2 separate regions of the Homo sapiens genome follow, and region 2 is linked to region 1. The links are chromatin loops, found by intact Hi-C in ENCODE. Cell type or tissue: ovary. All regions are shown on one strand. Each heading gives the region's core, and the rest is flanking DNA. Links, peaks and the distances in the headings are about the cores only. Region 1 has its middle 51 kb from the start of USP29. Region 2 overlaps LOC105372472 (a long non-coding RNA gene).

Region 1 (4,394 bases), core at 87-4,086:
CGACCTGACTGCAATGAATGAATGAATGGATTCCTGCTTTCCTGTTCTTTTTTTTTTTTTTTTTGAGATGGAGTCTTGCTCTGTCTCCCAGGCTGGAGTGCAGTGTCTCAATCTCGGCTCACTACAGCCTCTGCCTCCCGTGTTCAAGGTATTCTCCTGCTTGTAGCTGGGATTACAGGTGCACACCACCACGCCTGGCTAATTTTTGTATTTTTAGTAGAGATGGGGTTTCACTGTGTTGGCCAGGTCAGGTCTCGAACTCCTGACCTCAAGTGATCCACCCTCCTCAGCCTCCCAAAGTGCTGGGATGACAGGTGTGAGCCACCGTGCTCTGCTATGCTTTCCTGCTCTATCATAATTCCACAGGAAGGGGTTGGAATGGAGCTTATTTTCTGGTTTCTTTTGGCCACCAAGGGAGGTAAAGTTAATCGTGACTCCTACCCACTTCTTCACCTTCCTCCCCAAAGGGAGGACTCAGGTTCCACGTCAGGGATGGGGCACTCAGTGGAGATCTGGGTTCTCACCGTGGGTCTGCAGGTGCCAGGCACACGCTCGCCTCTCTTACACCGGGGACGTGGCCTGGATTTGGGTCTGGGCTGGGCCACCCATTAGCAGTGCACCTCAGGGCCAGTCACTTAACCACCCAGTGCCTCAGTTTCCTCATCTGCAAAAAGGGCATAATGATAATGTCCACCCTGTAGGGTCATTATGAGGACTGAGAGGGAAACACAGGTGGGCATGCAACACGGAGCTCACACAGGATGGTGCTCTGTAAGAGTCAAAAGTCCTTAGAGTTCATGGTTTTTCATTTCATCAATGTCTCTTTTTCATATACATATATATTTCAATGATTCTAGATTGGGAGTGATTTTGTGCCCCAGGGGACATTTGGCAATGCCTGGAGGCATTTTTGGTTGTCACAATTGGGTGAGAGGCAGGGACACTCACGTTTCATAGGTAGAAGCCAGGGTTGCTGCTCAACATCCCACAAATGCACAGCACAGAGCCATCACCAAGAGTTATCCAGCCCCAAATGCCAATAGTGCCGAATTTGCGAATCCCTGGTATGTATACATTACATTTATAATAGTCTAAAGCAGGGGGAAATAAAGAAATATTATATGAGTCACAAATATCATTTAAAGTTTTCTGGTACCTATGTTAATAAAGTAAAAAAGAACAGGTAAAAATAATTTGAAGACTGTATCTTGGCCAGGCGTGGTGGCTCATGCCTGTAATCCCAGCACTTTGGGAGGCTGAGGCGGGTGGATCAACTTGAGGTCAGGAGCTCGAGACCAGCCTGGCCAACATGGTGAAATCCTGTCTCTACTAAAAATACAAAAATTAGCTGCGCGTGGTGGCGTGCACCTGTAATCCCAGCTCCTCGGGAGGCTGAGGCAGGAGAATCGCTGGAACCAGGGAGGAGGAGGCTGCAGTGAGCCGAGATCGCACCACTGCAGTTCAGCCTGGGGGGACAGAGCAAGACTCCGACTAAAAAAAAAAAAAGACTGTATCTTATTTAGCCCAATATATTCAAAATACGATGATGTAATCAACATGCAGCCATTGCACAACACTGTTAACGAGATATTTTCCAGTGCTTTTTGGTAACAAAGTCTCTGAGATCCGGCGTGTGCTTTTCCTTTGAGCCCACCTCAATTCCCCTAGCTCCTCTTCAAGCGTCTGTAGTCACGGTGGCCTCAGACCGCGGGACTGGACCTCAAGGGGCTGGACAGCGCTCTGGGCGAGACGCACCTGGTCAGTAGAGGGCGCCACAGAGTTAGTCTAAAATCTACAACAGGAAAGAAATCACAGGCAGAGCTTGAGAAAGAAACGGCATTAGACCCAGTCCCTTTTCCTCCCATGGAGAAGGGGAGCGGAGGGGAGAGGCAGGGGTGCGAGCTCATTTACGAGCTTTGTTGCTAGTAGGGGAGGTGGAAGCCAAGATGCTCATGCGTTGATGGCATGGGTGCAAACTCTCTTCCACCCAGACCTGTCTACCCCACTGACCCAGCCGTGTCTCCAGCCTTTGCCTGGATTTCCACACAGCCTCCTCTAGCATCCAGTTGGGCCCACAGGGAGCCATTGCCGTCCTGCCTGGACACAGAGTGTGACCCTGCCCTCCTGTGACCCATGGGGGCTCCTACCGCACTCAGGGTGGAAGCCAGGCTGCTGACTGTGGTGTAAAATAGACCCCCAGATCCAGCCTTTACCAAACCCTCCAGCCTCCTCTTACCACTGCCCAGCCCACCTCCTGGGCTTGGGGCTGTTACAGGCGAGGCTGTGTCCTCCAAGATGCATATATTGAAGTCCTCGCCCCCAGGCCCTCAAAATATGACTGTATTTTGAAATAGGGTCCTTGAAGAGGTAATTCAGGTAAAATGAGGTTGTTAGGGTGGTAGGCCTCATGCAATATGATTGACGTCTTTATAGGAAGAGATTAGGATACAGACACGCACAGAGGGACGACCACGTGAGTATCCAGGGTAAAGATGGCGTCTGCAAGCCAAGGGGAGAGGCCTCAGGAGAAGCCAATCCTGCTGACGCGTGGATCTCAGACTTCCAGCTGCCAGGACCATGAGAAATTTGATTTCGGTTGTAGAAGCCACCTGGTGTGTGGCGCTTTGTGATGGCAGCTCTAGAAAATTAATACACTGACTCGCTGAGCCCTTTTCTGCTTTCCAAAAACACTAAACTTTGCTTCTCGCGTGCACCATCCCATGCTTATCTGTACCCACCTTATCCTTACCCACTCCTCAGAGCCTCGCTCCTTAACAACAACAACAGCAGCAATAATAATAATAGCTGCCTGTGCTGAGAGTTTCATAGGATCATCTCACTTGATCTTTACAACAGCTCTCCGAGGTTGACACTATCAATATACTGTTGTTCCAGATGGGGAAACCGAGGCACAGGGCAGTTCAATGACTTCTTATCTGAGGTCCAGTAGCCAGGATGGAGTAGAACCAGGCTTCGGCATAGAGAGGCTGGTGTACTCTTCTCAGGCAACACATCGTGTAGACGTCTTCCTAACTGGGGCTGGCGCCTTTCTCTGCAGTGGCCCAGCCTGGAGTCCTCACCCTACTAGGATGTATGGCCATTCCTATGCTATGGGGTGGAGAGTTCCTCCTTGGGCATCACTACCTCCCCAGCATCCTCAGGGCTCAGCGCAGAGTACTGCTAATCATACAGATGTCATTAGCAGCCCGGGATGGAGAAAAGTAGCTGTAGAAATGATTACACAACCTACTCTGGGCCAGACCCTGTATTCAAGCATTTTACCATATTCATTAATTTGCCTAACAACCACATGAAGGGGGTAATTTTATGATGCTTAATTTACAGAGGTGGCCCGGGCCCAGAGAGGTTAAGTAACTTGCCTGAGAGCACACAGCTAGTAACTTGTGGAGCTGGGGCTTCAGCCCACGAGCCTGGCGCCAGAAAACTCAATCACAACAACTGCATCTACAGCCTGGCACAGGCCTCACTCCCTCTCCCTGTCTCTATCTCTCTGGACAACAGATCCTTCCACTTTATTTTATATTTTAGTGCTATTTTTATTGTAAATTCAATTCCATTCATTTTCTGAATAGGTGATACATTTAAAAGGTTTAGAAAGAGATTTCGTGAAGACTCTCTTCTCAGTTTTGTGGGCACCTGGTTTCCTTCCCTGGAGGCAACCAATGATACAAGCAAGAAAACAGAGGTGTCTGTGGACACACAGGAGGTGTGCTTATACATTTCTCCCCTGTGGTATAAAATTTGGCACATTAAATCCATTGTTTTGTATCTTGTTTTTTCACAAAAATATATTTTAGAGATCATGCCATTTTGGAACTTAAGCACTCCTGTGTTCCTTTTCTGTAGCTGTGTAGTATTCCATCTTTTATTTATTATTATCATTATTATTTGAGACTGAGTTTCGCTCTTGTTGCCCAGGCTGGTGTGCAATGGTGCAATCTGTGCTCACTGCAACCTCCACCTCCCGGGTTGAAGTGATTCTCCTGCCTCAGCCTCCCAAGTACCTGGGATTACAGGCATGCGCCACCACACCTGGCTAATTTTTGTATTTTTAGTAGAGACGGGGTTTCACCATGTTGGCCAGGTTGGTCTCGAACTCCTGACCTCAGGTGATCTGCCTACCCCGGCCTCCCAAAGTGCTGCAATTACAGGCGTGAACCACCTTGCCTGGCCTTCCTTTTTTTTAAAAAAAAAACTCTATTATTATTATTAATCAGTACCCCATAGATGCATGCCAATATCATATCCAATTTTTGACAAGCAAAAATTGATGAATTGATGAAATAAATAATTTTTGGTGAATGAGCGTGAAGACAGTTGGGGGTAATGATGCTACCAGGAGACAAGAGAAGCCTGCTTCTGCCGATGTGTTC
Region 2 (4,394 bases), core at 254-4,253, 320 kb after region 1:
AGATAAGGAAATGAGAGTGGTGCAGTCCAGGCTGATGCCAAGGGATAAGAGGTTTGCAGTCCCCAACAGGCACGTGCGTCCCATGATGAAGGACTTGCCATGATTGAAGAATAAAGAATGATTTTTACCATGCATTCTCCATTATAAGTGGGAGTTAAACATTGGGTACACAGGCACACGGATATGAGAACAGTAGACACTGTCAACACCGGAAGGGAAGGTACCGCCTGTCATTGGGTACACAGGCACAAGGATATGAGAACAGTAGACACTGTCAACAGCAGAAGGGAAGGTACCGCCTGTCTCACGCCACGTTCACTACGCGGGCCACGGGGCCATTAGAAGCCAAACTCCACATCAGGCAAGATGTCCTTGTAACAAGCCTGTATCTACATTTTAAAAAAGTTTTAATAAAAATTAATTAATTTTAATAAATAAATAACTTTCCAAGCTGGGCCATGATTCAACATGGCTTTTCTAAATAAAATAGTTTTTGTTTGAAAAGAAAAATTATTTTTAAGAGAAAGAAGAAACCACCACACATTTATTAACATTGCTATGATCCATAAAACAGAAAATAACAAGTGGTTTTTTGTTTGTTTGTTTGGAGACGGAGTCTCACTCTGTTGCCCAGGCTGGAGTGCAGTGGCATGATCTCGGCTCACTGCAACCTCCACCTCCAGGGTTCAAGAGATTTCTGGCTAATTTTTGTATTTTTAGTAGAGACATGTTTTCACCATGTTGGCCAGGCTGCTCTCGAACTCCTGACCTCAGGTTATCTGCCCACCTCAGCCTCCCAAAGTTCTGGGATTACAGGCATGAGCCACCACGCCCAGCCTGAAAATAACAAGTGCTGGCAGGCTTTGGAAAAGTAGGAAACTTCTGCCTTGTTGATGGAAATGTGACACGATGCATTATTCATAATAGTCAAAGGTGGAAAACCGCAAGTGTCCATCAAAGGATGAGTGGATATTGGTAAACAAGCTGTAGTGTTCACATACAATGGAATATTACTGAGTCTTACAAAGAAAGGAAACCCAGACAGATGCTACAACACGGAGGAACCCTGAGGACATGATGCCGAGTGGAATAAGTCAGCCCCAGAGGGACACTGTTGCATGATTCCACTTAGGTCAGGCCCCAGACTAGCCTAATTCATAGACCCAGAAAGTAGAATGGTGGCTCATGGGGGCTTAGAGAGGAGAAATGCAGAGCTCATGTACAATCAGCTCAGAATTCCAGTTTTGCAAGATGAAGACTGTTCTGGGCGTGGAAGGTAGTGATGTTTGCAAATAACCCGAATGTAATGGAAGCCAACAAACTGCACACTTAAAAGATGATGAAAATATCAACGTTAAACTATGTAATAATTTACACCATTTTTAAAGAAAAGATCTTGCTCTGTCACCCAGGTTGGAGTGCAGCAGCACGATCACAGCTCACAGCAGACCTCAGGCCATCCTCCCACCTCAGCCTCCTGAGTAGCTGGGATTACAGGCCTGCACCACCATGCCCAGCTAATTTATTTTTATTTTTTGTAGCGACAGGGTTTTGCCTTGTTGCCCAGGTTGGTCTCGAATTCCTGGGCTCACACGATGCTCCTACCTCAGCCTCCCAAAGTGCTGGGATTACAAGCGTGAGCCACTGTGCCTGGCCTACATCATTTTTTACAATTAAAAAAATTTTTAGGTCGGGCGTGGTGGCTCAGGCCTGTAATCCCAGCACTTTGGGAGGCGGAGGCGGGCAGATCACGAGGTCAGGAGATCGAGACCATCCTGACTAACACGGTGAAACCCCGTCTCTACTAAAAACACAAAAAATTAGCCGGGCATGATGGTGGGCGCCTGTAGTCCCAGCTACTGTGGTACTGTGGAGGCTGAGGCAGGAGAATGGGGTGAACTCGGGAGGCGGAGCTTGTAGTGAGCCGAGATCCTGCCACTGCACTCCAGCCTGAGCGACAGAGCGAGACTCCGTCTCAAAAAAAAAAAAAAAAAAAAAAAATTAGAGGATGGGCGCGGTGGATCACGTCTGTAATTTCAGCACCTCGGGAGGCTGAGGCAGGTGATCACCTGAGGTCAACAGTTTGAGACCAGCCTGGTCAACATGGTAAAACCCCGTCTCTACTAAAAATACAAAAATTAGCCGGGTGTGATAGTGCAGGCCTGTAATCTCAGCTACTCAGGAGGCTGAGGCAGGAGAATCACTTGAACCCGGGAGGTGGAGCTTGCAGTGAGCCGAGATCACGCCACTGCACTCCAGCCTGGGCAACAAAGCGAGACTTGGTCTCAAAAAAAAAAATTAAACTTGCCAGCCTTTGTTTTTCAATTAATATTAGTAAAAAATGGATTATACGGTAAAGTTTATGTTCTGTGTATTTTGCCACAATTAAAAATGAAAAGATAAAAAGTGTTAAACGTCTGTATACTTTCTATTGCTTCAAGAGTGCCACCTAGTGATGGCAAAGGCACTTTACAGTAGCATTACCATTGCCTCATGTGAGAAGAAACAGGAAAAAAATGAGATCCTGAAAATGGCTGTGTCACTATTTATTTGCTCTCTTGTTCCTTGAACTAATTTGTTTCTCAAATTTCATGAGTGAACCCAAGGCCACGGTGGTGGGCTAAGGGGCTTTGCAGAGATCAATGAGGGAGTGGCGCTGGTGGGATTATTTATCCTCGAACTAAGCACAACTTGGAAAGAGTGCAGGCTAGATTTCACCTCCCCTCAGCTTCTTGGACAGAAGCCTCAATGCTGAGGAACATACGCATGGCCATCCCCACAGCCCTGGTTGTGAGTGAGACCTACAAGTGCCTGCATTTTATGGCGGAAAATACTGGGCTCAGAGAGGGAAGTCTCCAAGCTCTCTGGCCCTGAGCCCACGCCTCCATCACCTGCTCCCATCCCACGTCTGAGCATCCAAAGAAAAGTGCCCTGGCCCCTCCCAGAAGAGGGAGTCCAGGGCCCCTGTCTTGCTCCATCTTTGGGACTGGACATTTAGGGTTGGGCAAGATTCTAATAATATAGATAAGAGGCAGGGAAAGTGGTCTGCATCTCCAATTTGCTTGAGAATGCCGTGTCTCCCAAACTCCCCTTCAACTACACACACGTGCGTGCTCGCACACACACACACACGATGGGGAAATGCATCAGGGTACTCGAGGGACTCCCACAAAATGAGGCTCATAATTGCATGAATCAAGACCAGAAATTACCAAGTTTCACACACAACGGTAAAACAGACTGAGGGACAAGTTGTTACTGCAAATATAGCTGTTTGCTCACATTCCCAAGAGGAGGGGCACACCACACCAGGTAGTCACACAGGAAGGACAAGTATCTGGCAAGAGGAAGGGGATGGAAGGACTTGTGAGTGAAGAGCCTTAATTATGGTTTCCAAGGGAAAGAACAAGTGGGGGTAAATGAGCAGGTAAACAAGATTGGCTTCTCTGAAGAATTTCAGTGGCTCTGGGCATAGGGGTTGTCCCCGAGCTGTCTGATGCCTGGTCCTGGGGTGATTAGGAGAGCTGAGTGATTCGTGGCTGTCAGTGTGAATGCTCCATAGAGGAGATGATTGGGGAGTGGGATCTGGATTGGTTTCCACATGAAAGGCTGCCTTTCAAGGGAGCTGTTTACTATCTTCAGGAATTGACAAGACCCAGCAGGATCATCCCTCCAGGGTCAGCAAGATCCAAGATGTGGCCCATCAGAATTACAGAAAATAACATGCAAGGTTGGGACACATAGCCTCATGAAAAGCCCCGATTTCTGTGTGATCTCAATTCTCTGTGGATGTGGACTGTTGTCCTCACCAACATCACTTTCCTCTATAATCCTGGGGAATATCCTACACGTTAATATCTGTGGTTCTCCACCAGGGAAGATTTTGCCATGAGGAGACATCTGCCAATTTTTGGAAACATGTTTGGCTGTCACAACTGGAGGAGGGCTGTAGGCATCAGCTGTGTAGCAGACAGCATCCTATTGATCAATATCTTACAAAAACAGGACAGGCTTCCCCACCCTGCAAAAAAAGAACTTTCAAGCCCAAATTTTCAATAGTGCTGATGTGGAGGAACACTAACATAGCTGACCCTCCCAACACTTCACTATCTGAAAATTGATCTCCTCTCTCCCAAATTTCCTATCTAAACTCCTTTAGCCATCGATTGCCATCAGCCTTGTTGTTACCAATAGAGGCTGTCAGCCCATCTCCTCAGCTCAAGCCTCCCATCTGCAACATCACTGCCTATCTTCCAGGTGACTTCTGCTCACCTGATGCCAATTTTCCTTTTCTTTAGGAAAAACATAGTATTGATTCACCCATTTCCCGCTAATCTTCATCCCACCTTCAGATCACTGTCTATGGTCAATTGTTAGAACCAGTTTCTTCTGCA

The links. A loop is a pair of places that touch in the nucleus more often than their neighbours do. Peaks named below come from ENCODE experiments on the same cell type or tissue, not always from the same donor. Only the 100,000 strongest peaks of a DNase experiment are listed, where the experiment ranks them.
Region 2: it touches region 1 in a loop (4-fold over the local background); 2 of 110 quality-filtered maps call a loop at or near these places.

Annotation. Positions count from the first base shown.
Region 1 is chr19:57,066,669-57,071,062 of GRCh38, reverse strand. No RefSeq gene overlaps it. Among named protein-coding and RNA genes, the nearest start is that of USP29, 51 kb to the left of the region's middle. In ovary, for the core only: a CTCF peak has its summit at 1,759 (motif pointing right); DNase peaks (open chromatin) are centred at 1,742 and 2,086; H3K27ac peaks cover 1,085 bases.
Region 2 is chr19:56,746,690-56,751,083 of GRCh38, reverse strand. The region is part of intron 1 of LOC105372472 (a long non-coding RNA gene); the gene reads left to right. Among named protein-coding and RNA genes, the nearest start is that of ZIM2-AS1, 16 kb to the left of the region's middle. In ovary, for the core only: a CTCF peak has its summit at 2,453 (motif pointing left); no DNase peak of the experiment used is centred there; H3K27ac peaks cover 540 bases.